Regions from separate parts of the Homo sapiens genome. Here all the other regions are linked to region 3. The links are chromatin loops, found by intact Hi-C in ENCODE. Cell type or tissue: chondrocyte. All regions are shown on one strand. Each heading gives the region's core, and the rest is flanking DNA. Links, peaks and the distances in the headings are about the cores only. Region 1 holds the start of LOC105378623 (a long non-coding RNA gene). Region 2 overlaps LOC124903900 (a long non-coding RNA gene). Region 3 overlaps SPOCD1 (SPOC domain containing 1).

Evidence for each region. A loop is a pair of places that touch in the nucleus more often than their neighbours do. Peaks named below come from ENCODE experiments on the same cell type or tissue, not always from the same donor. Only the 100,000 strongest peaks of a DNase experiment are listed, where the experiment ranks them.
Region 1: a loop joins it to region 3, with 4 times the contacts of the local background. A loop is called at or near these places in 13 of 110 quality-filtered maps.
Region 2: a loop joins it to region 3, with 2.4 times the contacts of the local background. A loop is called at or near these places in 2 of 110 quality-filtered maps.

What each region holds. Positions count from the first base shown.
Region 1 is chr1:31,389,474-31,400,000 of GRCh38, reverse strand. It overlaps LOC105378623 (a long non-coding RNA gene), which reads left to right and starts at 10,171. Exons shown (of 3, transcript XR_947141.3): 1 at 10,171-10,234. RefSeq lists a silencer at 5,005-5,299. In chondrocyte, for the core only: CTCF peaks have their summits at 3,006, 3,205 (motif pointing left), 4,967 and 5,197 (motif pointing left); DNase peaks (open chromatin) are centred at 4,891 and 5,188.
Region 2 is chr1:31,455,427-31,465,953 of GRCh38, reverse strand. The region is part of intron 1 of LOC124903900 (a long non-coding RNA gene); the gene reads left to right. Among named protein-coding and RNA genes, the nearest start is that of SERINC2, 47 kb to the right of the region's middle. In chondrocyte, for the core only: a CTCF peak has its summit at 5,721 (motif pointing left); no DNase peak of the experiment used is centred there.
Region 3 is chr1:31,784,436-31,794,962 of GRCh38, reverse strand. SPOCD1 (SPOC domain containing 1) reads left to right here. Exons shown (of 16, transcript NM_144569.7): 11 at 728-839; 12 at 1,066-1,216; 13 at 1,535-1,685; 14 at 2,196-2,285; 15 at 2,562-2,748; 16 at 3,672-4,541. The coding sequence ends at 4,360. Among named protein-coding and RNA genes, the nearest start is that of ADGRB2, 25 kb to the right of the region's middle. RefSeq lists silencers at 5,571-5,860, 6,191-6,240 and an enhancer at 6,026-6,801. In chondrocyte, for the core only: a CTCF peak has its summit at 5,572; DNase peaks (open chromatin) are centred at 1,632, 2,662, 5,552, 6,312 and 4 weaker places.

The DNA of each region.
Region 1 (10,527 bases), core at 1,787-9,786, 400 kb after region 3:
TGTTCTAAATTAGTCGCTATCAAGTAAAACCAACCCCCTTTGAATGTGCACCATGTCTACCATATTGCTTAGAGCACCCTAACACACAACTCAGTACCTCTGAGGGCAAGGGTGCCAGCCTGTAGCATGTGGATTAAAGTCATTTGTAATGTTGTGATATTATAAATGACACTGTGATAACCAGCCTTGTACAGATTTGTGCACCTCTATTATTTTTTTTCCTTAGGAAAAATGCATAGGGATGGAACAATTTGGTTAAGGGATACACATTGAAAATGTAAACACGTGGCACAAAATTTCAAAGGGTGTACAGAGAAAAGTAAAGTTTCTTTCTTCCCCTGCCCTCAGGTCCCCTCCCCAGAAACAACCACTGGCACCAGTTTCTTAAGTATCCTTCCCAAAACATCTTAGGGTGCACATTTTTGAGGTTTCCAAACAAATTGCCACCAGAAATTTGCACTCATTGATAGACCCACTGCTAGTGGGAAAGTTTTCTTTTCACCATTTTGCCTACATTGTTCTTTTTTTTTTCTTTTGAGACAAAGTCTCTCTCTTGTTCTCCAGGCTGGAGTGCAGTGGCATGATCTCAGCTCACTGCAACCTCCGCCTCCCAGGTTCAAGTGATTCTCCTGCCTCGGCCTGCCGAGTAGCTGGGATTACAGGCACACACCACCGTGCCCAGCTAATTTTTATATTTTTGGTAGAGACAGAGTTTCACCATGTTGAACAGGCTGGTCTCAAACTCCTGACCTCAAGTGATCCACCCACCTTGGCCTCCCAGAGTGCTGGAATTACAGGCGTGAGCCATGGCACCTGGCCTTGCCTACGTTGTTCTTTTTTTTCTTTTTGCCACGTTAATCTTTAATTTTTTTTAATTGCTAATGAAGTTGAACTTCTTTCCATTGTATTTGTTGTATTATTCATATATATTATTATTTGTATTTTTCATATGTTTATTATTTGTATTTCATATCTGGTGCCAGAATGATATTTTTAAAAAAAATCTGGCCGGGCGCAGCGGCTCACATGTGTACTCCCAGCACTCTGGGAGGCCGAGGAGAGTGGATCACTTGAGGTCAGAAGTTTGAAACCAGCCTGGCTGGTTTCATGGTGAAACCCCATCTCTACTAAAAATACAAAAATTAGCCGGGCATGGTGGCACACGCCTGTAGTCCCAGCTACTCGGGAGGCTGAGGCAGAAGAACTGCTTGAACCCTGAAGGTGGAGGTTGCAGTGAGCCTAAATCGCGCCACTCCACTCCAGTCTGGGCAACAGAGGGGAACTCTGTCTCAAAAAATAAATAAATAAATAAATAAATAAATAAATAAATTTTTTAAAAGAAATCTAATAATGCTCTTGGTTAAAAATTATTAGATTTTTAAAAAAATCTAATAATGCTTCCCTACTGCCTGGGAATAAAGACCCAGCTCCCTAACTGGTCCACAAAGCCCCACATAGCCTGACTCCAGCTGCTCCTGGCCCTTTTGTTTGGACAACTTGCAGTTTCTAGAAACAGCCATGTGGCTTCTCTCCTCCTGGCTCTGGCAGTTACAGACATCACCTCCTCTCTGATGACTTTCAGGCTCACCTCCATCACACATCTCTCATGAAATCACTTGCTTACAGGGCCAGCTTGTATGGCCAGCTTGTATGGGTGTATGACCTCTGCAGAGGGACCCTACGGTTAAGAAGGGCCCCTAGACTGGTTTGATGCTCTGCTGTCGCTGTTTTGAAATTCATAGTACATTTTGGACAAGGGGCTCTGCATTTTCATCTGCACTGGGACCTGCCAAATATGTAGCAGGTCCTGCTGGTTTACCTTGTGCTTCCCACAGATGATGAGACACCCCTTGACCTCAGGGTCAGTCCCACCCCCTCTTGTATCCCCAGTGCCTGGCAGGAACCAAATGAATGCCTAAATTTTATGAATGAAATGAATGAATGGATGAAAACAAAGAAAGAATGATGGCATGAATTAAAGGAAGGAGTCTGTTATTCCTTGAAGAGTAAGGTAGATGGAATTATCAATGTAAACAAAAGTCAAAAAGGCATTCCAAGTAGAGGGAATGACCCCCATGGGCAAGAATTCACTGTGGGCAGGGCTGGGAGGCCCTGGGATTGTGGTTGTACCAGCCTCAGTGGAAACTCCTGAATCTGGAGGAAGTGGGAGGGGTGGGGCCATGGCTGATCTCTGGAAGGAGCTGTTTCCCTGACCCCAGTCAGGGAGAAAGCCCTGGAATCTAGAAGAGGAAGTTCTAATTAGTGCCCTCAAAGGGACTTCTCCTGTCACTGGGGGTAGCAAGCAGTGAGGCCAGGAAGTTGAGGGGGGTCAACGGGACGGCTTGACTCAGGGTTGGGGCATCAAAGCTTGGTGATCTTAATGACCCCAATTAAAGTGCCTTTGCACTACCTGGCCTCTGACTCACGGGTCAACACCTCCTGCCCACCCCGCATTTAGTTTAAAGGGTTTCTCTGGGCCCTAGGCCCTCCCTTGGCATCCTCCCCAACATTCCAGAAAGTGGATGGTCATCAGGCTCCCAGGACCAGTGGGACCAGTGGGAGATTAGGGGCAGCCCCTCAATGGATGCCCTAGCCACCCATGGAGACAGAAAGATAATGACCTTTTGGGGTTTATGGGCATAGGGCTTGGCCTTGCCCGAGCAAGGGAAGAAGCCCAATGGCTGCAAACCCCTTAAAGGGTTTTATATTGCCAACCTGGGTCCATCCACCCTTCCCCTCACCTCCTTCCATTCTCTCCTCTTCATTCCTGCCCTCCTAGTCATAGAGGCTTCCTTTCCAGCTCTTGACCACATCAAGTTCATTCTTGTCTCAGCCTTTGCACTTGCTGTAGTAATCTTACTGCTTGCAACACTCATCCCCCAGATCTAGGCACAGCTGCTTCTCATTAGGCAGGTCTCAGCTAGAAGACCACTTCCTCCCTGAGGAAGTCAACCCTTCTGCACCCCATGGCCTTGCTTAATTTTCAGACTGTCTGAATTGGAATCCTACCTCCATTAGCTACTAGCTTGGGCAAGATACAGAGCCTCCCTGTGCCTCTGTTTCCTCGCCTATACAATGAAGATAACAGAAGCATTTATATCATTACACTGTCGGAAGTAGTAAATGAGTTGACACAGGGCCCTGCACATAGTAGGGCTCCATGCATATTAAGCATTATGACAATCACTGTCTGCCCCCTGGAGGTCACTTTGGGAGAAGAGACTGTGTCAGCCTGCACAGAGCTGTTACCCCAGGGCCTAAAACAGTGCTACATAAAAGGCACTCCAGAAATAGGTATCTAAATCATTGATTCATTTGTTTCTCTCTGGGTATTTTCCCTTTTGCTATTCTCTCTCTCCCAATTCAAGCAGATTGTTGGTTAGGCAGACAACAGGCTTCCGAGGCTGGCAGGGGAGGAAAGATGGAGTGAATGGTAACTGCAGAGACACCTCTGGCTCTGCAGATGGTGGCCAGAGCCCAGTGACCAAATGACCCCGAGCCGCACTGTGAACCCAACTCCGCAGAACAATTCTTGCCTTTCTAGTAATGCCCAGAAGAAGCAGAGAGAGAGAGATGTCAGCCCCAGAAGGGCCACTCAGAGCAAAAAGGACAATGGGTGTTGCAAGGTGATCCATGTAGAAAACATGCCTGGGAACACACACACATGGACCTACCAAGCCTTAGCTGCACGTACATTTATCTCCCATCCCAGCTTAGACACAGCTCCGGATTGAAGAGAAAGAAAGTTCTACTTCTTATACCCCTAAGTCAATCACACCTGGCGCTCAAATAAAAAGTTCCCTTATGACTCCTCACTGAGAGCCTCTCAGAGCCTCAGTTCTGCCAGTGTAAGGTGAAGGCAGTTCCATCTCTCCTACGATGCTTGTGCAGGTTTCAATCATGATAAAAAGTTCCCAAGGGCCAGGTGAGGTGGCTTACACCTGTAATCCCAGCACTTCGGGAGGAAGAGATGGGAGGATCGCTTGAGCCCAGGAGTTGGAGACCAGCCTGGGCAACAAAGTAAAACCCTGCCTCTACAAAACAATAAAAAATTAGCCATGGTGGAGCCGCATGTGGTCCCAGCTACATGGAGGCTGAGGCAGGAGGATTGCTTGAGGCCAGGAAGTGGAGGCTGCAGTGAGCCACGATCGCGGTATTGCACTTCAGCCTGGGATACAAAGCAAGACCCTGTCTCAAAAAGAAAAGTTCCCAAGGACTTGCTGTGTTACCTCTTTTAATCCTCTCAACAACCCTGTGAGATAAGAACTATGATCTCTGCTTTAAAATAAGGAAACCAAGGCACAAAGTGATTGTGTAACGAGGTGAGTTTGAGTAGCTGGTCCAAGACTGAAGCTCAGGTCTAACCCCAGCCCCCGCCACCCTTCCTCTCTACTCAGAAAAAGAAGGTAATCAGAGGGTGTGACAATGTTTGGTAAACGGCAAAGACTTGCGCTGATACGGGATGACAGAAGGCGGGGCGGGCGCGGTGGCTCACGCCTGTAATCCCAGCACTTTGGGAGGCCGAGATGGGCGGATCACCCAAGGTCAGGAGTTCAAGACCAGCCTGGCCAACATGGTGAAACCCCGTCTCTACTAAAAATACAAAAATTAGCTGGGTGTGGTGGCGGGCGCCTGTAATCCCAGGTACTCTTGGGAGGCTGAGGCAGGAGAATGGCTTGGACCCAGGAGGCAGAGATTGCAGTGAGCCGAGGTCGCGCCACTGCACTCCAGCCTGGGTGACAGAGCAAGACTCCGTTTCCAAAAAAAAAAAGAAGAAGAAGAAGAAGAAGGCGGGGTGGGGAGCGGCCCTGGACAGAGAGGGAATGAGGCATGTGTCGCTCAGCACCGGCCACTGTCCAGTGGAGGTGCAATGCCATGCCAGACAGAGCTGTGGTTCTGCACAGCCTGGCCCAGGAGGGCCTTCGCTGACCCCAGTTGACAGGAAAAGAAGTAGCAGCCCGGCCCCCGGAAGAGGGGGAGGGACGCGCTTAGACGCCGGGAGAGTGCACCTGACTGGTGTCAGGAGGTCCGCGTCAAGTGCCAGCTCTGTCTCTAGTTCTCAGGGTGACGTCTGGCTAGTTCCTCTCCTCTCGGGACACCTGTTTTCCCGCCGGGCTCAAGTGCGGATCAATCAGGGCTGGGAGGCTCCGGGAGCCCGCGCGCTCTCCTAGCTCGGCTCCGTAGTGCCCCCCGGTGGACAAACTGGTGCGTGCCAACCTCAGCTCCGAGAAGAACACCCGCAGGAATCGCCCCTTCCGTCTTCAACGCCTGGCCCTGGGTGCACGGAGGAGGCGCGCACATGCCTCATTTCCAGGGCCCAAGAGGAAGGTGAAGGTTCCGAGGAGATCTGGGCGGGCGAGGAGAATCCCCAGGCTCTGGCTCTGACGCTTGTTTGCTGTGTGAATTTGCACTCACCTTCCTCTCTCTGGGCCAGCTTCCCTATCCCTAAGAAAGGAGTTAATAGGATGAGTCCTGACCTGGGAGCCATAAGACTTGGTTTTCAATGTTAATGAGCTTAAGCAAGTCCCTGCCCTACCCTGGGCCTCAGTTTCCCCATCTTCACAAGTTGAAGGCACCAAATGGCCTCAGGACCCTTCTGGCTCTGACATTCAGTAGTCTAAATGGCAACAATGTGTTTAGGAGAATTAAGAGGAGGTGCAAGTGACCCCAAGAAGAGTTTCTTGAGGTCTGGGAGATGATTTTGACTGGGTCAAAAAGTATTAATATTTATAATTATAAATATTATATCATGGGGCCTCTTTTGTTGACAATGCCCTGTGGGATGCCTTTGGCTGGGGACAAGTCCATCAGTGTATAAGAGCCGCTCACACCAGCTAGCAAGAGCAAATTGCTAAAGTTTCAGGCATTTTGCAAGAGGGCTGTTTAACAGTCATTGCTAAAAATTAAATTGTATACTGGGCACAGCAGCTCACACCAGTAATCCCAGCACTTTGGGAGGCTGAGGTGAGAGGAGGATCACTTGAGGCCAGGAGTTCCAGATCAGCCTGGGCAAAATAGTGAGACTTCCATCTCTTAAAAAATCATAATATCAGGCTGGGCAACATAGTGAGACCCTGTCTCTACAAAAAATTTTAAACATTAACGGGGTGCGGTGGCGCATGCCTATATTCTCAGCTACTCAGGAGGCTGAGGTGGGAGGATTGCTTGAGCCCAGGAGGTCAAGGCTGCAGTGAGCTGTGATCATGCCACTGCACTCCAGCCTGGATGACAGAGTGAGACCCTGTCCCCAAAAAATATATATCATCATAATAAAAATTTTAAAATTAAATTGTATACATTTACAATTAAATAAATTATATTAAAACAAAGATATTAAAAATCATCACTTCCTAATTATTTTACTATATTTCACTATTATCTATTCTCTTGAGTTTACCTACATTTATTTTTTTTTCATTTTTATTTATTTATTTATTTTTGAGACAGAGTCTTGCTATTGCCTGAGTGGCACCATCTCAGCTCACTACATGGAGCTGACTGGCACCATCTCAGCTCACTACAACCTCTGCCTCCCAGGTTCAAGCAATTCCCCTACCTCAGCCTCCCGAGTAGCTGGGATTACAGGCGCACACCACCATGCTGGGCTAATTTTTGTAATTTTAGTAGAGACAGGGTTTCACCATGTTGGCCAGGCTGGTGTCGAACTCCTGACCTCAAGTGATCCACCCACCTCGGCCTCCTAAAGTGCTGGGATTACAGGCGTGAGCCCCCGCACCCAGCCCTACATCTGTTGTTATCTGTGTAGTGGAATTATGACATAATGATGTGCTTCTGCACATCTCTTCCTAACTCTTGGCTCCATAACATCGTGGCAGCAGCTTGAATCAGCCGAGTGGGGGTATTTACACCACAGAAATTGGTAAACAGCATATGGGGGCCAGGGAAAATTTTCCCTTTTGCCCTCTGAAGGTTCATGGAAAAATCAACTCACAAAAGGCAGAAAATTGGAGACAAAGCATACAAAAGTTATTATTAACATGTACATGGGAGCCTTCAGCATGAAGACCTGAAGAAAAACAGAAAACTATTCGTTTTTATGCTTAGGTTCAACAAAGTATGGACAGCCATGTAGAAATATGACTGGATGAAAAGGCTATGATCAAATGCTAATAGACTGAGTGAGGAAGCCCAGCAAGGACTTCTGCCTGGATTCTTCCTGGCCTCTCTGAGCATTCATTCCTTCCTTCTGAATATGGGGCAGGACCCACTCTAGAATGAGGATCTTATGACCTAGAGTCAAGGTAGGTAAGATAACTTCTTTTCACACAGAAAGGTGGAGGAAAATCCAGAGTAATGCTTTTAGGTTTTACGGCTGGCTTCGGGGGAAAAGGGGTTTGTTTTCCGTGAAATGTCTTGGGGAAAAGGGATGCTAGCCTTGGGGAAGAGAGATTCTAGTTTCTATGGCTAGCCTCAGGGGAGAATGGAACAGAAAGACAAGAGGACAGGAGAAGGTCAAAGAAAAACTTTTGCTTCTGAGGCCTTCATTTTGGGGTATTGTTGTCTGAGTCCTGATAGGTACAAATAAGGAACTGATTTGTTGTTTTGTTGACTTTCAAGACTAAAGAAAGTGATAGACAAAATGTTAAAAGTGCAAATTAAACTTAATAGTTTGTCAAGTCTGGTGCTAAAGCTGAAAGAAGTTTCTGTTTAATGAATATATCTGTAGAAGGGTGAAAAATATTATAACAGTAGGTTGGGTGCAGTGGCTCACGCCTGTAATCCCAGCATTTTGGGAGGACAAGGCGGGTAGATCACTTGAGGTCAGGAGTTCGAGAGCAGCCTAGCCAAGATGGTGAAACCCTGTCTCTACTAAAAATACAAAAAAAATTAGCTGGGGGTGGTGATGCACGCCTATAATCCCAGCTACTCGGGAGGCTGAGGCATGAGAATCACTTGAACCCGGGAGGTGGAGGTTGCAGTGAGCCGAGATCAAGCCATTGCCGCCTGGGTGACAGAGCGAGACTCCGTCTCAAAAAAAAAAAGAAAAATATTTTAACAGTAGATCCTGTAGCACATTTAATGACAATAAATTTATTAGGAAAATAATTAGCAGATTGGTATCTATGCAATTCAATTTCAAATTTTGGTTGAATTGCAACCATAGGATGGCTACAGATATGAGTTTGGCAAAAATTAATGAAACCATTCTGCCAGAATCAATTGGCTGTATGGAATTTACTATCAAGTGTTTGTATATGGACCAGCATGGTGCCTCCCATCCATAATGCTAGTGCTTTGGAGACCCATGTGAGAGGTTTGCTTGGGGTTAGGAGTTTGAGGACAGCCTGGGCAACATAGCAAGACCTTGTCTAAAAAACAAAACAAAACAAAACAAACAAACAAAAAAACTGTTTAAATGATCTGGGTGTCATGGTACGAGCCTATAGTCCCAGCACTCAAGAGGCTGAGGCAGGAGGATCACTTGAGCCCAGGAGTTCAAGGCTGCAGTGAGCCATGATCGCCCTACTGCATACCAGCCTGGGTGACAGGGTGAGACCCTGTCTCAAAAAAAAAAAAAAAAAGGAGTTTGCATATTGTGTCATTTGTAAGTTAAGCTGTGTGCTACACAGCCTTTATTTATTTTTTTGAGACAGGGTCTCACTCTGTCACCCAGGCTGGAATGCAGTGGCACGATCTCAGCTCATTGCAATCTCCATCTCCCGGGTTCAAGAGATTCTCCTGCCTCAGCCTCCTGAGTAGCTGGGATTACAGGTGTGTGCCATAATGCCCAGCTAATTTTTGTTTTTTTAGTAGAGACTGGGTTTTATCATGTTGGCCAGCTGGTCTCGAACTCCTGACCTCAAGCCATCTGCCCGCATTGGCCTCCCAAAGGGCTAGGATTACAGGCACGAGCCACTGTGCCTGGCCTACACAGCCTTTATATCAGTAAAATTTATAATAAATATATGTCCATATATAACCTATACATTTGGATTTTTGAGAAACTAGTTTTCAAATATTTATTGTCCAGCAAACCACTGGGCAATTCCAAGCTTAATAAAGTCCTTTCAAAGCACATTTCTTATCAGGAAAGCCATCTCCACTCCACTAGGGGATGTACACAGAGACAAACAACCTCAAGCTTCCACTGGGGATACTCCAGGACACATGTAAGCTCCACGGCTTTGGAGTCTGTCATATTCAAAAATGACCATAAAACCAACACATTTAGGAGATTTGCGGCACTCTCTTCTCTTTGATGTTTTCTAATTCAAGTGCCTTAAATAAGGCCCTTTGACTACAAGGAACAGAAACTGTCTCAGGCTAACGGAAAGAAAAATCAGGCGTTATCATAAGGATTGGGGGAGCAATTGTGGCCCCTTGTGGAGCTGGATGGCTTCTGGAGCTCAGCACTTTCCCCCTCTTCACTGCCTCATTCTTCTCTACTCCTGTAGAGAGCTTTCTGCTTCTTTTCTTCTGTGTAAACCGCAGTGAATGTGAAGGTGGCTGCTTTACAGTTCCCAAGATTACCTGTTCTCAGTTCAGGGGCCAGTCCCAGCCAGTGGAATGCAGATTCCCAAGCCCCAGACAAAGGACCTGATTGGCCTACTTGGATCAGATAGGCATTCCTGGATCAGTCAGTCTCAGTTGCTTCTGAGGCCTTCATTTTGGGGTATCCCCTCCGGGAAGCTGGAGGGGCAGGAGTCAAAGCATACAAACATGGCCTCAGGGGCCATACCTAGTAGGGAGCGGCAACTCTCAGAGAAGGAGGGTGGGGCTCCCGAAGGTTTGTAATGTTGAACTAAGTCATAAATGAGGCCCGCTGCGTGCCCAGAACACACACCGGCAGAGCAGGTTTCCTTGCATTCTCACCATTGAGAAAGCCCTCTATCTAGGCTGGGTAACCAGCTGCCGTGTGGACTGTCCATTATCTGACAGTGTATGCTATCAGTGAAAATGCCTTTATTACATATTTGACAATTTTGTCTGTAAAAAGGTAAAAAGGACTATCTCTCATGCAGACATCTTCCAAATATTGTGACTGTAGTGAAAGAAAATCATCTGTTCCACCAGCCAAGTGACCATCCTGGGGACTCCTGGGACTGACCACGGACCCCAGTCAAAAAGACGCTGCATCATAATCACCTTTTTTCATCATTTCACAGAGGACCTGAGCTCCTCAGGGGCAGACCCTGGAACCACTGGGTTCACAGTGCCTGGCATGCCCAGTACAGTCACATCAACAACTGACAGACCATGCTGTCTACAGCAGGTTAAAATTCCGGCTTCCTCTCCTACTAGCTGTGATCTTGCTCAAGTGACTTAACTTTTCTGTGTCTCAGCTTCCTTACCTATAAAATGGGGATAAAAAAATATTACCTACTTCAGGGCCGGGCGCGATGGTTCACGCCTGTAATCCCAGCACTTTGGGAAGCCGAGGAGGGTGGATCGCCTGAGGTCAGGAGTTCGAGACCAGCCTGGCCAACATAGTGAAACCCTGTCTCTACTAAAAATACAAAAAATTACCTGGGTGTGGTGGCGGGTGCCTGTAATTCCAGCTATTCT
Region 2 (10,527 bases), core at 1,184-9,183, 330 kb after region 3:
AGGGGCTTCTCTTGTTTTACGATGTCATGTTTTTTCTTTTTCTGGTTGATGAAATGTCAGGGTAAAAGGGACAGCCAATTGAACTAGAGCACAAGTACCACTCCAATTATTTGGCAGAGTGTCCAGTAAAGGTCCTCCACAATACCACCAGACATCTGCTCCGGGATGAATAAGGACGGACTGATGGGTCAGCTCTTGGCAGTGCCTGACCTCACTGCATCCTGTTAAGTCTCCAAGGAACACCAAATTTTCCCCTTGTCGTTGGAGACATGAGGTAAAGTTGCTCTTGGAAGATGGAGGCTGGATGGCCTGCGGGGGCTGACCCGCAGGATGCTGCACTTCAGGAAATAGCAGAGAGACAGTTTGGCACAGTTCATTATCCCAGGCTGTAGGATTTTGAAAAACAGCTACCATGCAGTCCATGTCTTGTCGATTAGAGGGCCATCTGAGTGGAAAGGGGACAATCTGGGCCTCTGGCCTACCATGTGTAGGAGCGTAACAATCGCTTTTATTTAAAGTGCAGATGGAATATTTAATCCATTCTAGCCAGGCATTTACATCCTGATACCCTGTCTCAATTGCTATGGTTTGCCTTAGGTTTTCTACTTTTACTACGGAGATTTTGGTTTTGTCATTGTGTCTGGGAGGAGTGATTGATAGAGGTTGAAGAAGCAATAAAGCATATTTCAAAAATTCCCTTACTATCTTTCCTGAAATGTCAGCTCCCATACCATAAATATGACTTAATGAAGGGGAAGAGTTTTCAGATGTTGCAATAGTAATAGTAAGCTGTATAGGATTACACTGGTTATATTGACAGCTAGAAGGAGTAATTCTTTTGGTGAAATGAATATATGGTTTTAAGGACTGACAAAGACCCGTGGAAGCAGTCTATCTTAGACCTTTAGTGTTCCATAGGACATTAGACCAAGCAGAACATAGAGATTCTGTTTTAGAGGGACAAGAGTCTGATTCCCACCAATTAATACAACTAGTATTCTCTGGATTACTAGTATCCTTGCAGGAACTCAATATGTCTTCCCAATCTGAGGAAGTCCAAGAGGGACAGAGATATTTTTCCGAAGTAGTAAACTGTCTTTGGTTATGCAAATCTCCACAGGGTATAACTAAACAGGCATCAGAAGTAATAACTTGAGGTGAGTTAGATCTAGTTACGTTAATAATAAGATGGGGAGTAGTTAAAGGGAAGAAAAGAAAAATAAAAGATAGATAGATTAAGCTTTTCTTAACTTTAATTTGGTAGGGCTTGATCCTGGAACAATGACCCACGATTCCGAAGGTGATGACGTTTTCTTGACTTGGGTGTGATGTGTTCATCCTTTTTCTGCTGTGCCAATGGCAGTCTCGGTGGTTAGCAGCACGAGGTAGGGTCCTTCCCAGGCTGGCTCGAGTTTTGCTTCTTTCCGTCCTTTGATGGTCCCCAGGCTGGTGCTGGTGTACTGGAAATTCTAGGGGTGGTGCCTGTGCTAGAAGACCTCTGGTTTTAAGTGAAAAAAAGGTAGAGGAGAGACCAAGTATATAATTTCTGAGAAACTGATCCTTTGATTCAAATGTGGGGGCATGAGCAGTGGAATATAAGTAAGGCAACCCATATAACATTTCATAAGGGGACAGGCCAACATCTTTCCAAGGGGAGGTTCTAATCCTTAATAAAACAATAGGAAGGCATTTAGCCTATGGCAACCGGGTCTCTAGGACTAATTTAGTTAGGTGGCTTTTAAGGGTTTGGTTCATCCTTTCTACTCTCCCTGAGGAGGATGGGTGCCAAGGAATGTGATATTCCCACTTTATGTCTAGTACTTGAGCCAACTTTTTAATGATATGTGCAGTAAAATGGGTTCCATTGTCTGAATCAATGTTTTCTATTAGTCCGAACCTGGGTGTAATATGTTCAATTATTGCTTTAACTACATTACTAGCGGTTGCACTTGAAAAAGGGATAGCCTCTACCCAATGGGTGAAATGATCTACTATTACCAATAAATACTTTAGCTGACCAGGTGGGGGCATTTCAGCGTAATCAACTTGGACACTTTGAAATGGTCTTAGTCCTGGATTTCTTCCTCCAAGTGGTAATTTTCTTAGGGCTTGTTTATTTGTTTTCTTACAAATTAGACAACTGTCTTTAACTTGTTTTGCTAAAGTATAAATCTCAATATACCCATAAACCCTGAGAACTGCATCACACATAACTTGGGGCTCCAGTGAGTTCTTTGATGTAGTTAAGATAAAACCTCCCTCAAAAGAGGCTTAGATAATATTTCTTTCTGGTCTGGGAGTATCTATTTCCCTTCTGAATTCCTTTGAGCTCCTATTTTTACTAATTTTTCCTTCTCAGTATGACAGAAAATAGGAACTACAGTGGGAGAAGGAAGACAAGGAGTTAAGTGAAAGATGGTGTCTCAGAGGAAACAGCAGCTTGCTTGGCTCTTTGATCCACAAGAGTATTTCCTCAACTTTCAAAATAAAAGTTGTGTTGGTGTCCTGGAACATGGACAATGTCTATTTCCTCTGGTAACTGAAGATTATTCAGGACACAATTAATGTTTCATAAGCAAGATCTTGACCTTTACTATTAATAAGGCCCCGTTCGGCCCAAATTTTTCCAAATGTGTGAGACACCCCAAAAGCATACTTAGAGTCAGTATAGATGGTTCCTACCTGGTTCTATAAGTATTTTAGGGCCTGGCTAAGTGCAAATAGCTCACAGGCTTGGGGAGACCAACTATTGGGTTATCTTCCTGATTCAACTTCTTTGAGAGTTTCCCCATCGATTACTGCATACCCATTATGTCGTTTTCCCTCAATTACCTGGGAGGAACCATCTGTAAATAAAGCTGCCCTGTCTTAAAGGGGGTTTCTACTAAATCTGGGCTGACTTTCGTATGGTAGTCAATTAAATCTAGACATAGGTGTTCCCTTTTTAGCAGTGGGTTCCCTGTCAAGAAACCCACTGGGTTAAGTGAATTGTCTGTAGTTAAGGTTAAATCATCTTTTTCTAATAGGATAGCTTCATATTTTAAAATTCTGGAGTCAGTGAGCCATCTTCCTGCCTTTTGGCTTAGGATAGCTTGACTTGTTGAGGTGTACTCACTGTCAGATATCCTCCAAAAGTTAATTTCCTGCTTTCTTCAACCAATATCACCGTGGCCACAATGGATTGAATACGCTGAGGCCATCTGCAGGCGACTGGATCTAGAACTTTTGACAGGAAGGCCACTGGCTGTCGGCAGCCCCCATGTTCTTGGGTAAGCACTCCTAGAGCCACTCCATTATCTACGTTAACAAAAAGATGAAATGGTTTTTCTAGAGAGGGTAGGGCCAGGACAGGAGCAGTTATGAGTCTTTCCTTTTACTCCCCAACCTGATCAACCTCTTCAGAAGTCCATATGAAGAGATCAGGTTCTCCTTTAGTTAGCTTCTCATATGGAAGTTTACTTTTTAATGCATATGAGTCAATCCATAAATGGCAGTATCCAACTAACCCTAAAAATTTCCTGAGTTCTTGCTTGGTTTGAGGCAAGGGCAAAGACACAATTCCTTTGACCCATTTGGGTCCTATTCTTCCTTTGTCTGCATTTATTAAATGGCCTAAGTATTTAACTTCAGGTTCTACATATTGAAGCTTTCTCTTTGAGACCCATACCCTTCAAACTGTAAGTGGTTAAGAACGTGTGTAGAAAACCCAGCTACCTTCTCTATGTCTTCTCCAGATATAAGAATATCATCCACATATTGGAGCAAACGTAGCTGCTTTGGGACAACAACTTTTTCTAATACTTGCTCTAAGATTTGACCAAAAAGATTGAGTGAATCTGTAAATCCTTGGGGTAAAACTGTCCATCTATACTGTTGTTTCCATCTTGAATGGGGACCTTCCCATTCAAAAGTAAATATATCCTGGCTGTCTTCAGCCAAGGGACCTGCCCAGAATGCATCCTTTAAGTCTATTACTGTGAACCACTGATGACTGTGTGAAATTTTACTAAGAATGGTGTAAGGGTTGGGTACAACAGAATGAGTGGTCTGGACTATTTGATTGATAGCTGTAAGGTCCTGCACTAGTTGGTATGACCCATCTGATTTTTTGACTGGTAAAATTGGAGTGTTGTATGAGGACATACAAGGTTCAAGTAGTCCATCTTTAATAAGACTCTCAATTACAGGCTTTAACCCTACCCTTCTTCTAAAGGGATAGGGTATTGCTTTCTTCTCACTACCTCCCCTGGAGTCCTTAACCTGATATGTATTGGAGGAATTCGTAGCTTTCCTCAGTTTCCTTCCCTTGGCCAGACATCGAGATGAATGGACTTCTCATCTGCTGTGGTAAGCAAATTTAAGGAAGTTAGAACACCCTTTGGGCCAACTTGCAGACCTATACCTAGTTTTAACATTGAATCTCTCCCTAACAGATTGGTTCCTGCTTCAGGAATTAACAAAAGTTGAATACAAGTTGACTGATCTTGGTATTTTGCTTCTGTATTTTCTAAAACTTTCTCCTTAAATTCTTCTCCTTTTACCCCAGAAACTAGCAATTCCTCTGTAGAACAAGTTAAATCAGCTGGGGGAAAACAAACAGACAAGCAAGCAGCTCCTGAGTCAATTAAAAAGGTGATTAATTCATGTTTGGGTCTCACCTCTAAATGTATCAAGGGTTCCTGGTGGGACTCAAAATAGAAAAGACAGAGCCCCTGACCCCCCTATTCCTCTTCAAAGGTAGTCATGAGTGGAAGAGCTTCTTCTACTTTTTCTAATTCCGGACATTACCTATTAAAATGGTCTGGTCTTCCACATTTGTAACATCTGTCTTGTCCTTCCTCTCTCCCAAGCCCAGGGCCCCTTTGTCTTTCCTCCTTACCTTCACATCCACAGCCCTTACAGCACTTACTTTGACCTTCTCCCTTAACGTACTGATCTTGCCTTCTTTCTCTTTGCATTCCTGAGTTCCCTGACTTTCTTCTTTCACCTTCTCTAGAAAACTTTGCAGGTGTGGGTCTAAACTTAGCCCCTGGTATCATTTGTCCTGGTGAACTCTGTCAAAAGATTTTTGCTTTCTGTCTCTGCCTTTCTTCATCTCTACTTACATATACTTTTTGGGCTTCTCTCAAAAGCTCTTCTATTGACCGATTCTTCCAATTTTCCAGTTTTTGCAATTTTCTTGCAATATCTGGCCAACTGTTAATAATAAAGTGCAACTTTAACAATCCTAGCCCAAAGGGGCTTTCTGGGTCTAAACCAGCATATTTTCTCATCTGTTCCCTCACTCTGTCTAGAAACTTCATAGGCCCTTCATCTTTTTCTTGCTGTATATCAAAATCCTTAGAGAGATTTTGAGGTCGGGACACTGATTCCCAAATTCCTCTAACTATCATTTCCCTTAAATCTCTCATGTTATCCCTGTGGGCTGCAATATTGTTATCCCACTCCAGGTCTTGGCTGGAAATTTTGGTCTGCTGCCAGAACATTTTGGCCCAGAGGATGGTCACACTCCCAGACCACCACAGCAGCTCTGCGGATCATGTTCTGCTCTTCCCCTGAAAAGAGGATACCTAGGATGGACATTAATTCAGCCCAGGTATATAACTGCGGGCCTAAAAACTGATCAATTTGATCTGCCACTCCATAAGGATCATCTAATAATGGCTTGAGTTCTTTTTTTTTAAGACTTCGGACTTCGGAACCAGTTAAGGGAGCATTTACAAGGCAAATTGCCCCCCCTTGTGGTACCTCCCTTAAAAGAAAGAACTTTGAAGATGAATCCTTAGAAGTGGGGAGGGGGAAAGGAAGACTCTGAATATCCTTTCTACATTGTTGTATTTCCCGTTGAAGTCCTTTCTTTAAAGAAGGATATTCAGACTGACAAAACTTGGGTCCCTGGGACAATAACTTCCAGGAGTCCGGGTTGTATGGGGGAGGAATAACCTGAGTATGAGGATCCAGAGGAGAGTCTGGAACTGGGTCTGGGATGGGGTTTGGGGCGGCGGCAATTGCTTGAGGAGGGAGTGGTGGGTTTTTGAGAAGTGGGGGATGGTGGTCTAGAGGGTCCCACTTACTCGTGGATGTCTTAGAAGTAGAAACTTTGTTCTCAGATGAGACAGCCTCTGAGTCCTTTTTACCTTCTAGTTCCTTCCCATCTATTCTTAGCGGGTAGAGAAGAACGGCCCCTGCCGCCAGCACAGAGCATAGTCTATTTCTTCTTGTGAGAGAGGACTCTTGTCATTAACATACATTATTAGGAGTTGACAAACCCAGTCCCCATCCAACCCAAACTTTGGCCAGAAAACTGTGGGCTTGAGGATTGGCTCTTTAGTCCAAATAAAGCAGCAATACTTTATCATTTGCTGCTTTCCCTTGAGTTTAGTCCTCTCATTGTCTTTCCAATACTTTAACATAAGCCCTAAAGGACTATCGGTGGGGGGGATTTGACCATCTGCATTCTTTCCCTTCCCTGTTTTACTAGAAATATTCCCTATACTGAGTACCAGTTAGACTCAACCTCTCGACCCAGAGTTTTCTTGCTTATCCCGTTTTCCAGAGGCTTGCTTAAAACAACCTCACGTATGGCCGGGCGCAGTGGCTCACACCTGTAATCCCAGCACTTTGGGAGACCAAGTCGGGTGGACCACGAGGTCCGGAGATCGAGACCATCCTGGCTAACATGGTGAAACCCCATCTCTACTAAAAATACAAAAAATTAGCCAGGAATGGTGGCGGGCACCTGTAATCCCAGCTACTTGGGAGGCTGAGGCAGGAGAATGGCATGAACCCGGGAGGCAGAGCTTGCAGTGAGTGGAGATCGCACCACTGCACTCTAGCCTGGGTGACAGAACAAGACTCCATCTCAAAAAACAACAACAACAGCAACAAAATAACAAACAAACAAACAAACAAACAACCTCACGTGCTTGAGGTTTTTCACCCTTCTTTTCCCAGGGAGGATTCTAACTATTCCCCCTCACCTTCTGGAGGTCTCTTTCACTCCTTTCCTTTTGTTTTGCCCTCTCTTACCTCTAAGCCATATGAAATGATTACAGAATTTGCAGAGAGGACCCACTCACACCATACTCACGCATGCACACTCACACTCAACCTCCAGAATTTTGACCATCAAGGAAATACTTTGTCACCCCCTTGTGATGTTTCTTACCTTGGTATGTGCACAGAATTACCTGGTCACAGCAGTGTTGCAAGCCCTTCTTTCCCCGTGTTGCTAAGAGCCCGGGTTTATTCATTGCAAAGGATGGGTTTTGATCTCCAGCCCTTAAGGCCACCACAACAAGGCAGTGGGGTATGCCTCCCTGAGGGGGTGACCAAAGACCCCTTCTGAAAGGAGAATGGGAATCCCAGAGGAGCCTCCAGAACTGTTAGAAGTAAATGCTTATTCCTCAGTGCCACAAGGAAAAACTAGCATTCAGACAAAAAGTTTTCTCAGCAAGGCAATTTTACTTTCTGCAGAAAGGGTGCTACTTATCAGCAATCTTGCCATGAGAGCACACTGAACAAACAAATCAGGAATATTTATCCCTTACACATTGGATCCTTACTGCTGTGTCCTATCTCCATTGCTTGGAGTCTAAGTCTAAGCTAAATCCGATTGGCTAACAGTCACAGTCTAAGCTAAACCCGATTGGCTAACAACTTAAAACTTTCCTAAATAGGTAAAGGCAATGAAGAACAAAAGGAAAAGAGGAAGTTGCTTGCAAAAGGACTTAGAGAAGTAATAACATTTCCAAATAAGAAAGGGGCATAGGCTGTGAACTGGGACATGCCAATATCTTGGTTAAAGTACAAGGACATAGGATGTACTTATTTCCTTATATCTAACATCTACATAGGATAGGGCTTAATAAAGGGTTATTAGCAAAAAGCAAGAAGGCTTTGAAGGAAGTTAGTCTTTAAAAGAAACTATTATTTCTAACATTTATTATTTATTCTTTAACAAGAAGGGAAACTTTGAAGGAAGAGGAACTTTTTACTTTCCACATTTGCTAAAAGTTAGCAGTATAACATGTATTATCCTAACTTCTAATCTTGTGGCCTTAGGCAGCCTAGTCCACCGACATGAAGGAAGTTTGCTTTGGAGAAAACTAGTTATCATCTCTGACATTTAAAAAAGGAGAATTTATATAAAAAGAATCTTATATGGTAAATTCTTGTCCTAAAATAAATTAACTGGTTGTTTAAAGAAAGGGATGTTTGCAACAAGTCAGAAAGTTGAGGCATGTTGAAGATTATCTGTGAAAGTTGTGAAAAATGTTATAAAGGGGAATTTATGCAAGAAATGTTGTATAATTTAAAAGTAATTAGGCCTCCTGAATGTAAAACTATTGAAGAAACAGTTTATATGCAAGGTGTGTAAGGAAAGTAAAATATACTTTTGGTAAAAGGAGTATAAGAAAGTATAATAATGTGGATTTTTACCTACATTAAAAGGTTAAAAAAATGTGTTTTGAAGGTTTAAGCAAGCTTTGAAACGTTAATTGTAAAGGAAATTCTGTGTGTAAACATATTGGCTAAAGTTAAGGGGGTATCATCCAGTTTTTCTGCGAACTGGACATTAAAAAAAAGCACAACAGGTTTTTCTTAAAGCACTAAACTGCTCTTTAACAAAAATCATAAAGGGTTAAAAAGAGTAAAAATTTTACCTTATGGTCAGACATTAATATTGGATAAATAATGTCTACAAGATTTTATTAAAATTGAGCTTAACATTAATAGCACACTAATATAAAGGTAAAATTTAGCTTATCTGGTATAAAATCATACAGGAAGCATTGTCAAATATAAAGTGGTGTTTGGCTTTCTTTGGTTTAAAAACGAACAAAAATGGTGCTAAAGAAAATTCAGAAGGAAAATGGATATTGCTAGACCAGAGAGAAATGTTATCCAAACCCCTTATGAGGGAAATCTTGTCCCAACTACATCAAGAGACCCACTGGGGGCCCCAAGCCATGTGTAACACAGTCCTCAGAGTTTATAAGTGCATAGAAATGTGTACCCCGGCCAAACAGGTTACAGACAATTGCTTAGTAAAAGATTACCACTTGGGGGAAGGAGTCCAGGCTTAAGCCCATTCCAAAGTATCCAAATCGATTACACAGAGAAGCCTCCAACTGGTCGTCTAAAGTATTTATTAGTAATAGTAGATCACCTTACTCATTGGGTAGAAGCTATTCCCTTTTCAAGTACAAATGCTAATAATATAATCAAGGCATTAGTTAAAAATATTATACCCAGGTTTAGATTAATAGAAAACAGTGATTCAGATAATAGGACTCATTTCACAGCACATGTCACTAAGAAATTAGCACAGATACTGGATATAACATGGGGATATCATACTCTCTGGCATCCACCTTCATCAGGGAAAGTAGGAAGGCATATTACCCTGTGAAGAGTCCGAACTGCTCCCCCAAAAGACAGGCCTGTCCCCTTATGAGATGCTCTATGGATTGCCTTATCTACATTCTACTACTGATCTCTCTACATTTAAAACAAAAGAACAATTTCTCAGAAATTATATACTTGGTTTATCGTCTACTTTCCCTTCCCTCAGAACTAAAGGTCTTTTAGCACAGGTGCCACCCCTAGAGTTTCCAGCACACCAACATCAGCCTGGGGACCACGTCCCTGTCAAAAGTTAGAGAAAAGGAAAAATTAGAACCAGCCTGGGAAGGATCTTACCTAGCGCTCCTAACTACTGAAACTGCAGTCCGGACAGCAGAAAAAGGGTGGACCCCTCACACTCGAGTCAAGAAAGCGCCGCCCCCTCCACGGTCATGGACCATAGTCCCAGAGGAAAACCCTACCAAACTAAAGCTAAGAAAAATTTAACTCTCTTTCATCTATTCTATTACTTCTTTCCTCATTCTATTGCTGACCACCTAGTTATTAATGTAACCAAGCCAATTTTGCCTCAAAATATTACATTTGATGCTTGCTTTGTTATACGCTGTGGAGACTTGCCAAGTCAGAAGCAACTCTCTGCTTCAGAAAAGTATATTTATCCTCCCTAGCTCTCCTTAGACTGGAAATCTGTTAACTGGGATAGGTTAGTTTGAGAAGAGTTTGACGAAGATTCCAGTATAAACTGGGAATCTTGTCCTTCTACAGCAGAGCTTCTCTGCTGAAGTTGGTCCATATAAAATACTATATGGACCTATAAAATACTAAAGAGCGAGGATGGACTGCTCCAACTAGTACTTGCAGTTTCTTAAAACCATATGTTCATTTTACTAAAGGAGTTATCCCTCCACATTGTCAGCTGAACCAATGGAATCCAGTACAGATGACCATCGCTGCTCCCCAGAGTTCTTCCCCTCCATTAAGCCATTTCTATGGTATAGGGGCAGAAGTCTCAGGGAACAACCCCCATAGGATCCTTTGAAATGCGCTTCATTGCCGCCTCACCTCCTCCACCCCCTTCTCCCTCTCTTAAGTTCTCCGCTAACCAAACCTTCTCTTGTTATATACCCAATGATAAAACCAAAGTAGTTGTAGAGGTTA
Region 3 (10,527 bases), core at 1,389-9,388:
CATCACAGCAGTGTCTACGGGGACTATATGATGTGACAAATGCCTCTGCTATTATTAGTGAACAAAAAGAGAACACCAAGTTGAATATATGATCCCAGCTGTTTCAGGAAAAGGACCCCCAAACCCTGTGTATAGAAAAAGATTATAAAGGGCTGGGCACGGTGGCCCACACCTTTAATCCCAGCACTTTGGGAGGCCGAGGCGTGTGGATCATGAGGTCAAGAGATGGAGACCATCCTGGCCAACCAACATAGTAAAACCCCGTCTCTACTAAAAATACAAAAATTAGCTGGGCATAGTGGCACACGCCTATAGCTACTCAGGAGGCTGAGGCAGAAGAATCGCTTGAACCGGGGAGGTGGAGGTTGCAGTGAGCCGAGATCGAGCCACTGCACTCCAGCCCAGGCAACAGAGCAAGACTCTGTCTCAAAAAACAAACAAACAAACAAAAAAAAAAAAAAGAAAAGAAAAAAAAAGAAAAAGATTGTAAAGGAATACCCAGGATATCAACAGTGGTCTCTGAGTGGTGTGACAAGAAGTGATTTTCTTTTTAATTTTCAAGTTTTGGTGTTTTCCAAATTTTCTTTATGAGTTCACAGTATTTTGGTAATAAAACAACATTTATTATTGAGAAAAATAAACCACATCCTGGGGCCCCCTACCCATGGAGGCCTCCGGGCACCCCCAGCCACGTTTTCAGCCTGCCCCTCTGTCTTCTGCCTCCCAGGGACCGCAGATGTTCATGGACTGCAGCCCACAGGCCCTGCCCATCGCATCAGAGGACACCACGGGGCAGCATGACCACCACTTCTTAGACCCCAACTGCCACATCTGCAAGGGTGGGAGGGGACACGGGAGGGGTGCAGGGGTGGCAGCCAGGCTGGGGCTGAGCGTGCAGTTCAGCAGCAACAGGGATTTGTGGCCTGGGGAGAGGGTGGCAGAGCAGGGGTGCCCGTGCCCCAGGTCACCTAGAAAAGAACCTGGTTCAACCCTGGCTCTAAAGCCCTGGGCTGGCTTCAGCGCTGCTGCTGCCCCTGTTTCAGCTCCTGCCTCTGCTATTTGCAGACTGGGAGCCCTCGAATGAGCTGCTAGGCTCCTTCGAAGCCGCCAAGAGCTGCGGGGACAATATCTTCCAGAAAGCCCTAAGCCAAACTCCTATGCCTGCTCCAGAGATGCCCAAAACCAGGGAGTTGTCTCCCACGGAACCACAGGACAGGTGTGGGGTTGGGAGCAGGGAGGTGGATAACCCAGCAGGGTTGAGGGGGAGGCCACCACCTGGTGCAACAGACATAGCACTGGCTTTTCCTGTGTGGCCTTGGGCAAGTCTTCCCTCCCTTGGGAACCTCACTTTCCCCATCTGTGCAATGGAACTAATCATCCCAGCCTCCTGGCAGCCCCCTGCACAAGGCCAAGCTTGGGCCAGTGTTCCAGTCCCCACAGTAGGGACACAGGATCTGCTCTGAAAAGAAAGGAGGTGCCGGGGAAGTCCTCATGGCCTGCTCTGTCTGGCCCTGTCTTCTGTCCCTCCCTCTAGGGTCCCTCCATCTGGGCTCCATGTGCCTGCTGCACCCACAAAGGCCCTGCCCTGCCTGCCACCCTGGGAAGGTGTTCTGGACATGTTCTCCATCAAGCGGTTCCGGGCCAGGGCCCAGCTGGTCTCGGGACACAGCTGTCGGCTTGTCCAGGTGCACCTGCCCTCCTCGCCAGGGATTCCCTTACACACTGACCAGCCCAGGCAGCCTCTCTCTCTCTCTCTCTTTCACTCATGCATTCTAAAACAATTCATGGGCACCCCTTTCTGTGCCTGGCCCTGTGCAGGGCATGGGGGCAAATGAGATGTTGGTCCCATTCCTACAGAGACAAACAGGGTGAAGGACTCCCTGTCACCCATAGCAAGAAGGGCCCAAAGGAGGGTTTTAGGAGTGATCGTTGAGTGACTTAATGATCAGCTAAAGTGTCGGATGAGAGCAGAGGATAGAGGAGGGAGGGAGGGGCTTTGGAGAAGTTGTAGATTAGCCAGTACAGGCTGCAGACCTCCATGGGGCAATTAGAGCTTTCTGGGCAGCCACTGAGGGTCCTGGAACACTGCCTGCCCATATTTGCCACAGGCTGCAGCCTTCCAGGTGGCTGGGAATGCGTCCACCCTGAGTGGGTGGGAAGCTGGGGAGCTGACTGGCCATCCTTCCTGCCCCTAGGCTCTGCCCACCGTGATCCGCTCGGCAGGCTGCATCCCCTCCAACATTGTCTGGGACCTTCTGGCCAGCATCTGCCCAGCCAAGGCCAAGGTACCTGCCCACTCTTGGGCACCCCCTCTTTTCCTAGTACCTTACTCCCACCTCCCTCTCCACTTCTAGAGCAGAGGCCTGGCTTGGATATCTGGGTCTAGTTCCCAGAGTGACTGCAGACTCACTGTGTGACCCTGGACAGGTCCCTCTGTTTCCTCCTCTGGAAGATGGAGACATACTTTCTCACGGGGTTCTCAGGGGTTTCAGGGAGCCCAGGGGTGTTGGCAGGAGCAGAGGATGACTGCGCTTACAGCTGCTCTCCTCCTGCCACCGCAGGACGTCTGCGTGGTCAGACTGTGCCCACATGGGGCCCGGGACACCCAGAACTGCCGCCTGCTCTACTCATACCTCAATGATAGGCAGCGCCACGGGCTGGCCTCTGTGGAGCACATGGGGATGGTCCTGCTGCCCCTGCCTGCCTTCCAGCCCCTGCCCACCAGGCTGCGCCCTTTGGGGGGCCCAGGTGAGTGCCTAGTCCCCATACCAGACCCTGCCTCTGCTCACTTGGTGACCAGACCAGGCACGGTTGACACAGTCACCCAGTAGAGGCAGGCACATCTCAGAAGGGAACTCCTCACCCAGCCAGGCAAATGTGAGTACAATGACAGTAATAGCTCACGCTTGGATATCATGAACTGCATGCCAGCCATTGTTCTAAAAGCTTTACCTAGATGAATTCTTGTAGTCTCATCACCCTATGAGAATGGTACTATTAGACTAGACTGTCCATCTCATAGAAGAAGAATCTGAGGGAGGAAGAAGGCAAATGACTTGTCCAAAGTCACACAGTCAGTCAACAGCAGAACTGGGCTTCACTCTGTTCACACGTTGTGTGAAGCACAACATGGCTTCAGAAACCTGGCCCCTAACCACCACACCACACTGCCTCTCAAGGTAGGCACCCCTGAAGAGAAACTCCAGGGACAGCCACATTTGACCCAGGCAGCAGGACAGAGTCAGGACCTACACACACTTGACTGTAAATGTCACCTCAGAGAGGAGGGAGGGATGTTTCGCCACAGCCACGGGGGGCCGAGCTCGGCCTCTGTGCATGGACACCCTCCACGGCGTGGCTCAGGAAAGCAGCGAGGTTGGCAGTGGGCGCTTTGCCCACTCCTGAGCAAAGCGCTTGGCCTTTTGGGGCTCCATGTCCTGAGACAATGAGGTAGACTTTGAGTCTGTAGAGTCTTCAGGTCAAACAATCCATACCCCAGCCTCAGCCAGATAAGCCTTGATCCCGCAGAGCTCAAATCTTCCGAGACAGCCCCACCTTCCTACTTACTTTTCCCAGCATCTCATGGGCCCCATCTCACTGTGAAGAAGCCCTTCCTGGGATGTAGGCTCCAGATCTGCTGCAGCTAAGCTGAACACAGTTCTTCCCCGCAGGCCTTTGGGCTCTTCCTGTCTCCCCTCTCCTTTCCCCAGGTCTGGAGGTCACTCACTCAAGTCTGTTGCTGGCTGTGCTGCTCCCCAAGGAAGGGCTTCCAGACACAGCAGGGTCCAGCCCCTGGTTGGGGAAGGTTCAAAAGATGGTCTCCTTCAACAGTAAGGTGGAGAAGAGATACTATCAGCCAGATGACAGGAGGCCGAATGTGCCCCTGAAGGGCACCCCTCCCCCAGGAGGTGCCTGGCAGCAGAGCCAGGGCAGGGGCAGTATAGCTCCAAGGGGAATCTCTGCTTGGCAGAGGCCCCCCAGAGGCAGGGGGAGGCTCTGGCCAGAGCCTGAAAACTGGCAGCATCCTGGGCGAGGGCAGTGGCCCCCAGAGCCAGGCTTGCGCCAGTCCCAGCATCCCTATTCAGTAGCACCAGCTGGTCATGGCTTTGGCCGTGGCCAGCACTTCCACAGGGACTCCTGTCCCCACCAAGCCCTGCTCCGGCACCTCGAATCCCTGGCGACCATGAGTCACCAGCTCCAAGCCTTACTGTGCCCCCAGACCAAGAGCTCCATCCCCCGCCCTCTGCAGCGTTTGTCTAGCGCCCTTGCAGCTCCAGAGCCCCCTGGCCCAGCCCGTGACTCCTCTTTGGGGCCTACAGATGAAGCTGGCTCTGAGTGTCCCTTCCCTAGAAAGGCCTGACCCTCCTTACCCACCAGAACAGGGGTTTTGATGCCCTCACTAGTGTTGAAGCCTGTTCCAGAGAGAGGTGGGACTGCAAGGAGAGGATGGTCAGCCCTACCCACCTGCCCTGTTTGAACTTCCTGTTTGACAATGTTTGCTGTTGATTTTTTGTTCAATAAAGAATTTGGTAAAATTGGGATTGCATCTGCTAGCTGGTCAGGAGAGCCCCTGGTCCTGGTCAGATGTGGGTTGAGTGGGTGTGTCAGTGAGTGTCTTGTGCACAAATGTGCAGCCTTGCTCATTGCTGGTCTGAGGTCCTGAACCATCACTGCGCCCCAGGGCACAGCTATTGCCACGGTGGTTTCTGGAAGCATTTTGCAAGTATTCTGAACCAGGAGGAAGAGGTGGTGGTGGGAAAGAAAGTAGGACCGAGGTTGGGGGTGGAGAGAGAAATGGACAGAGCCTTTTGGAGGGTCACAGACATCAGACATCAAGAGATTGCTAGAGAGGAAAAGATAAGCAAGTTGCAGTGGACTTTAAATTTTTCAGTTAATACTAAGATTTTTTTTTCCTTTGACTAGATGGGGAAGGATAGTACATACCTTCACCATATTCCCTCCGAGTCTCTGTCTATGTGCTTCTCAGGGATCTCTGTGCACTAGTGTGCCTGCAAGCATGTGAGAGTATCTGTGTGAGTTTCATGGCCTGCCTGTGTGTAGGTCTCTGTTGAGGAAGTCAGGAGATCCAGATTGGGTGACTCCTCTCTGTATCTCTTGCCAGATTCCAGAGACTGGTGTTAGAAAATGTCAAAGGTCTTAGCCTTGGTGGTGGGCATTCAGGGTGGGGTTGGAGACTGGTATTAGGGTTGGACGGTGCTGCCTTGCCTTGGGCCTAGAACAAGCTTCTAACAGCAACTGCAACTGTCAAGCGTTTCATGTGGGGTGTACCTCGAGAGAGCTGCATCTGCGGACTGATGGGGGAACCAGCTGCCAGGGCCAACCAACCCAGCGTGGGGAAAGGGGCCTGGCTTCCAGGAGAGAACCTCTCTAGAACCCCACCCTTCGCCCCGGGGCCAGAAGGGCCCTACCCGCTCTTTGCTCACCCCTTCGCAAAGTCCACCCATGTACAGGCCTCACCCTGGCCCCTGCTGGACTGGAAGGGGTGGGGCGATGGTCGGTTGGGGGAGCCCTTCTTCTCTGCCCCATGAGCTCTGCGGCTGCCCTACCCGCGGACGACAGCAGAGGGGGCCCTCGGCCTTGGGATGGAGGTCGGGGCTGGCAGGACCGGAGTCAAAGCGGGGGGTGGGGCGAGGTGCGGGAACTTAGCGCAAGGAGTTGGAAGCGGGGGCGGGGTAGGATGCGGGTGGGGTGCGGGTGAGGGGTAGGGAGAGGGGGCTGGACAGTTGAACCGGGAGAGGGAGCGGGGCTCCTTCGGGAACTTTTCCGGCTCGAAATGGCCTGGGAGCGCCGCAGCCTCCGCGCTCTATGCAAATGACGCAAATTACTATGCAAACCTACAGCTTGGTTCTGAGCCCACAGTTTGGGTGGTTTTCCTAATGCAGTTGGTATGGAGGGAAACGGGTGTGCACTCCCTCCCCTCCAGGTCCAGGGCTTCCTCCGGAGAGCCGCCAGAGCCGCTCTCCTGGAACACGCAGGCAAGAGCGAGCTCTGTACCCTGGGCAGGGATTTCCTTTGGGAGCTTCAGTTTTCCCTTCTGTAAATGGGGGTGATAACGCGGCTCTGTAACAGCTCGCCCGTGGAAGGGCTGTAGGTGGGCCCCGAAATCCTGCAGCCTGCTAAACATGACACCCTCCCCCACCCCCGCCACCTTTTGGCCCCAGTCCACGAGCCCCTTGCCCCTCTCTCTCTCGGCAGAAGCCTGGAGCGAGGATTAGGCATGACGTTGCTAGGGGGCGTGACTGACGGTTGCTAGGCTCCAGGGACGTTGCTATGCAACGCTGGGCGGGGCTTGTTGTTGCTAGGCCGGAGCCGGAATCGCCCGGGACCCGGAAGGGACACCTCGCGCCCTGGGTTTTAGTGGAAGGCGCCCCAGGCTACCAGGGATCGCGACACTGCTCTCCCGGTGACTTTCTTCGGGCCTGAGCTTCCCCCGGCTGGACGCAGTTTCTGAGGGTCCTTCCGGTTCACACTCTGCCACTCCGTGATCCTCTTGGCTCCGGAGTGAAGAACCCTGCGTCTTTGTGCACGTGTCTGTGCGCCTGCCTGTGAGGGGGGTGGGGGTGCAGAGCGGGTATCGCTTTTGGATTTCCATAGCAACTGCTCCTGTGTCACCCCATTGCTCCCAAAGGTTTGAGCGGTTGCTTGTACAAATTTACATATATCTGCATGTCATTAACATAGAGGCGGGGCCGGAACTTGTTTGGGCAACTATCCCTGGACGGTTCTCTTTGCTTCTTCCTCATCCCGTCTGATAGGCATGTGGGCTGCGCATGCGTGAGTGTTTAGCCTGTCCATGTTCTCAGATGTGGGGTGGATGAGTGAGCTGTGACAGTGACCATCAGTTCCCTTTCCCCACGTCCCCTTATTGAACCCTTAGCATGAATCCATCCAGATATCCCTGACTGAAGACACCCAGCTTCCCAAGCAATGCCAGGCCTTGTTGGCACTCCAATTCCTTTTCTGGCTGTGTGGCCTTGACAAGTTTAGTTACCCTCTCTGTGGCTCAGTTTTCTTCTCTGTAAACAGGGATACTAATCTCTAACTTACCAGGTGATGGGAGGGTTTAACTGGTTGCCACTTTTACACACACTAATTGCTGCTTTCTGGCCTACAGTAGGCACTCAGTGGTGCTCCCTTCCTCCCTCCCTGGAGCCCAACTCTTCTCAGAACCCAACCAAAGCAAATCAACTTCAGTTGCCGCTTAAGACATGACAACTAGACACCAGAAGAACTTCCAGATGTCAGGGCAGACTGGATTTGATGCACAGGATGAGGACTATTGTTTTCTCTATTTGTCCTTCTTGGAAGCTGGAGGTCAGGTTGGTGAGTGTGGACCCTCCTACCGCCTCCCCCTTATACCCTTGTCTCTCTCAGGGAGCCCACTGGTTTCCAGAAAACTTGCTTTCTTGTCCCAAAGGCCTGGAGCCTGAGACGGCTGTAGCAGTGACAGCTGAGCTTGGGAGGCCCGAAGACCAGGGCAGAGCAGGTGGTGGCTAAGGAAGTACCTTCCAGGACTGAGGTGTTTGGGATGGAGCAGGACTGGGATGGAAGGGAGACTGAGAGCAGAAACTGCTTGGAGAGCCACATGTCTGTTCCTTTACCAGAGAGGACTGGGGAACCCTGGGGCCACCCCCTTGCCCTTTCTGAGCCTCAGTTTCCCTGTTGTAGGCAGTAAGGACTCCTCTGTTTCAACTTGTGTGGGGGGTAATAAGTCAGCTCAGTATGGAGAACCTTCTCGTTGCTGCAGCTATGTAACAGTGCCATGGAGGGAGTTCCCTGTTCTTTGCACTGTGCAAGCAGAAGCCGAGAGGGACCCCTTAAGTGTGCTGGATAGGAGCAGCAGAATTCCTGGAGGCTCTTGTTCATTTAAAAACTGGGGTTGGCTCCTATCCTGTGTGGAGGAAGATTGTTGGTGATGGACAGGGATGTAAGAACTGGGTTCCAAGGGGTTGAGTGGCTTCCTGGAGGAGGTAGGACTGCATGGAGACCATACTCTGCAGTTGTCACTCTGACTGCTGTATGCAAGACTGCTGTCTGCTGGTGGATGGCGGTGGGCCAGCCAACTGTGCTCCACAGGTGAGGGTTCCAGGGACAGGCTGTGAGCCTGGCAGTGTCCGGCTGGCCCGCCTGTGTCCCACTCTGGGGGCCAATTAAGTCTCCATCCCTAGTCGCGCCGATTAACAGTTAATAAGGCAGCAAACACCTGCAGCTATGGAGGCGAATTAAGAGCAACAGTCGGCATAATACACAACCCGATAAGTGAGCAATTAACAACCGGAGAAAGATTAATAGAAGCAATTACGTTCCTACTCGGAGCTCTGTAAATACAACTGTCAATGGCCAGGGTATTCAGTTCAGTCCTGCCTGGCCCCACCCCGGGCCACAGCCTCTGTTGGCAGGGGTGCCCACTGAGCCAGACTGTGGATCCTGGACCGCAGAGGCATGTACACAGGCACAGATATGCAAATGCACACAGAGATATACACATCCAGACATACTTAGAGAGGTGGCCCACAGAATGCAGTCATATAGATATAAAAATTCCCCACTGTCTCACATACTCGCATTCACAGACGGGTACACACAGACACACATAGGGCCTTCCAGAAGCATACACAGAGATACACAGAAAAATACCCACAGTGTCATAAAGATACATTTTCACAGAGCTAGAGCCACACAGACTACCAGTGACACTCACATATACAAACAGACGTGTAGACACACACAGATTTTTACTCATAGGGTCACATATGCATGCAACCCTCCTGTGATGCCCTTCAGAGGGTTGTCCATAGTGGGTGAGGGCGGCAGCAGGGCCCTGGACTGAGAGAGAACTGGAGTGAACTGGAGAGAATTGAACTGAGAGAGAACTGGAGGGTGGGAGGGGACACGGGAGGGACAGAATGTGTGTGAAAACATGCAAGTGTGTCTGCATGCATGTGACTCTAAGCATGTGCATCTTTGCAAGAATGTGTTTCACCCATGTATGGGCACATTACTGTGTGTAAACATGCATGTGCCTATACGTCTGTGTGGCTGCATGAGGTGAGTGTCTCATGATGCCTGGGTATATGTACGTGTACTGTGCCCAGCAGATCTGTGACTACACATGTGGGTGTCTGGATCACGTGTGATCACGCTGTGCCAGTGTCCATGTCTAGGTAATTGTGTGCCTGTACTTCCGAGTGGCTTTACATGTGTCCTGTCTCTGTGCTGGGGCCAGGGAGGGACGCTTCCCTGGGAAGCCTGGGATGGTGCCTGAAAGCAGAGTTGTCCCCCCACTGCCCACCACCGGAATGGGGCTCAAGGACAGGCAGGGATGCTCTCAGCCTGACTTGGCTTCCCTCACAGGGACTTCAGCCCCTTTCAAGAGATTGACATGGAGGTTAATTTCTCCTGCTTGAAAGCTGAGCCAGGAATTCACTGAGCACCTTCCTCTTAAAGCCACAGCTCCAGTCCCCACTGGGCTCAAGCCCTCCCCACCCTTGTCTCCACCCTGAGCTTCCCTGGGAAAACCCCCAGACGTGAGACCCATGCACTTTGCTCGCGTTCTGGGACATACACTGTCATGCACAGAATACAGTCATGCAGACACACAAACATGGCCAGTCACGAATACGAACACATCACATTTTGCTTGTGACACCCCGACCTAGCCAGTGTGTGCACAGGCTGGCCACACACACAAAATCCCACACAGCTGCACCCCCACATGTCCACTTGCCCATCACTCTCTGAGATGAGCCGAGTGCCAAGCCGGAGGGCCCAGAGGGGTATCCTGCGACAGGTCCCCCCACCTTCCCCAGCCTGGCCAGATGGTGGAGGCTGACAGGCCCCAAGGGAGCTCTCCATCACCGCTAACCCGCTGGCTGCCAGGCGGGCACTGAGGCCTGGCTCCGCCAGAAGTAGGCTGGGGTGTAAATAAGGAAGTAATGAAGCTCATCAGCCTCTCCCCTCAGCCCCCACTGCCCCAGGCCAGGATAGAGCCTGTCCCAAGGTCTCTCATTCACACTCAGACATCTACAGGACACAGAAGGACTTGGATGCATGTGGGCATTCTCCCTCTAACGCCACAGGCACAGGGGCCCCTTCTGCAGGGTGAGCCACTCGCCAGGCCACAGCTGACCTTGCAGAGAGCCTGCCTCCCCTATCTGCCTCCCACCATCTAATCAAAACAGGCAGAAAACAATAATGTTCAGGGAAACAGATCTGAGGGCCCCAAAGCCAAAGCATCTGCCTGTCAGTCTGTTCTTCCATCAGTCCGTCCAGCCTTCTGTCTGACTTTTATTCGCTCAGTCCTTGTTTTTCATTTATTCACTTGCTCATTCAGTCATTCAGCCAATAAAGACTTTAAACAAATCATGACATTCAGTCCAGTGACCTGGCTGCCCTCCTGGCATCCTGGCCTGGGGGTGCAGGAGCTGGGAAAGGAGAAAAGGGGGCCTGGGCTATGAGGGAGGAGGAAGAGGAAGTGGAGGGGATCCCCATTCCCTGCTTCTTGCT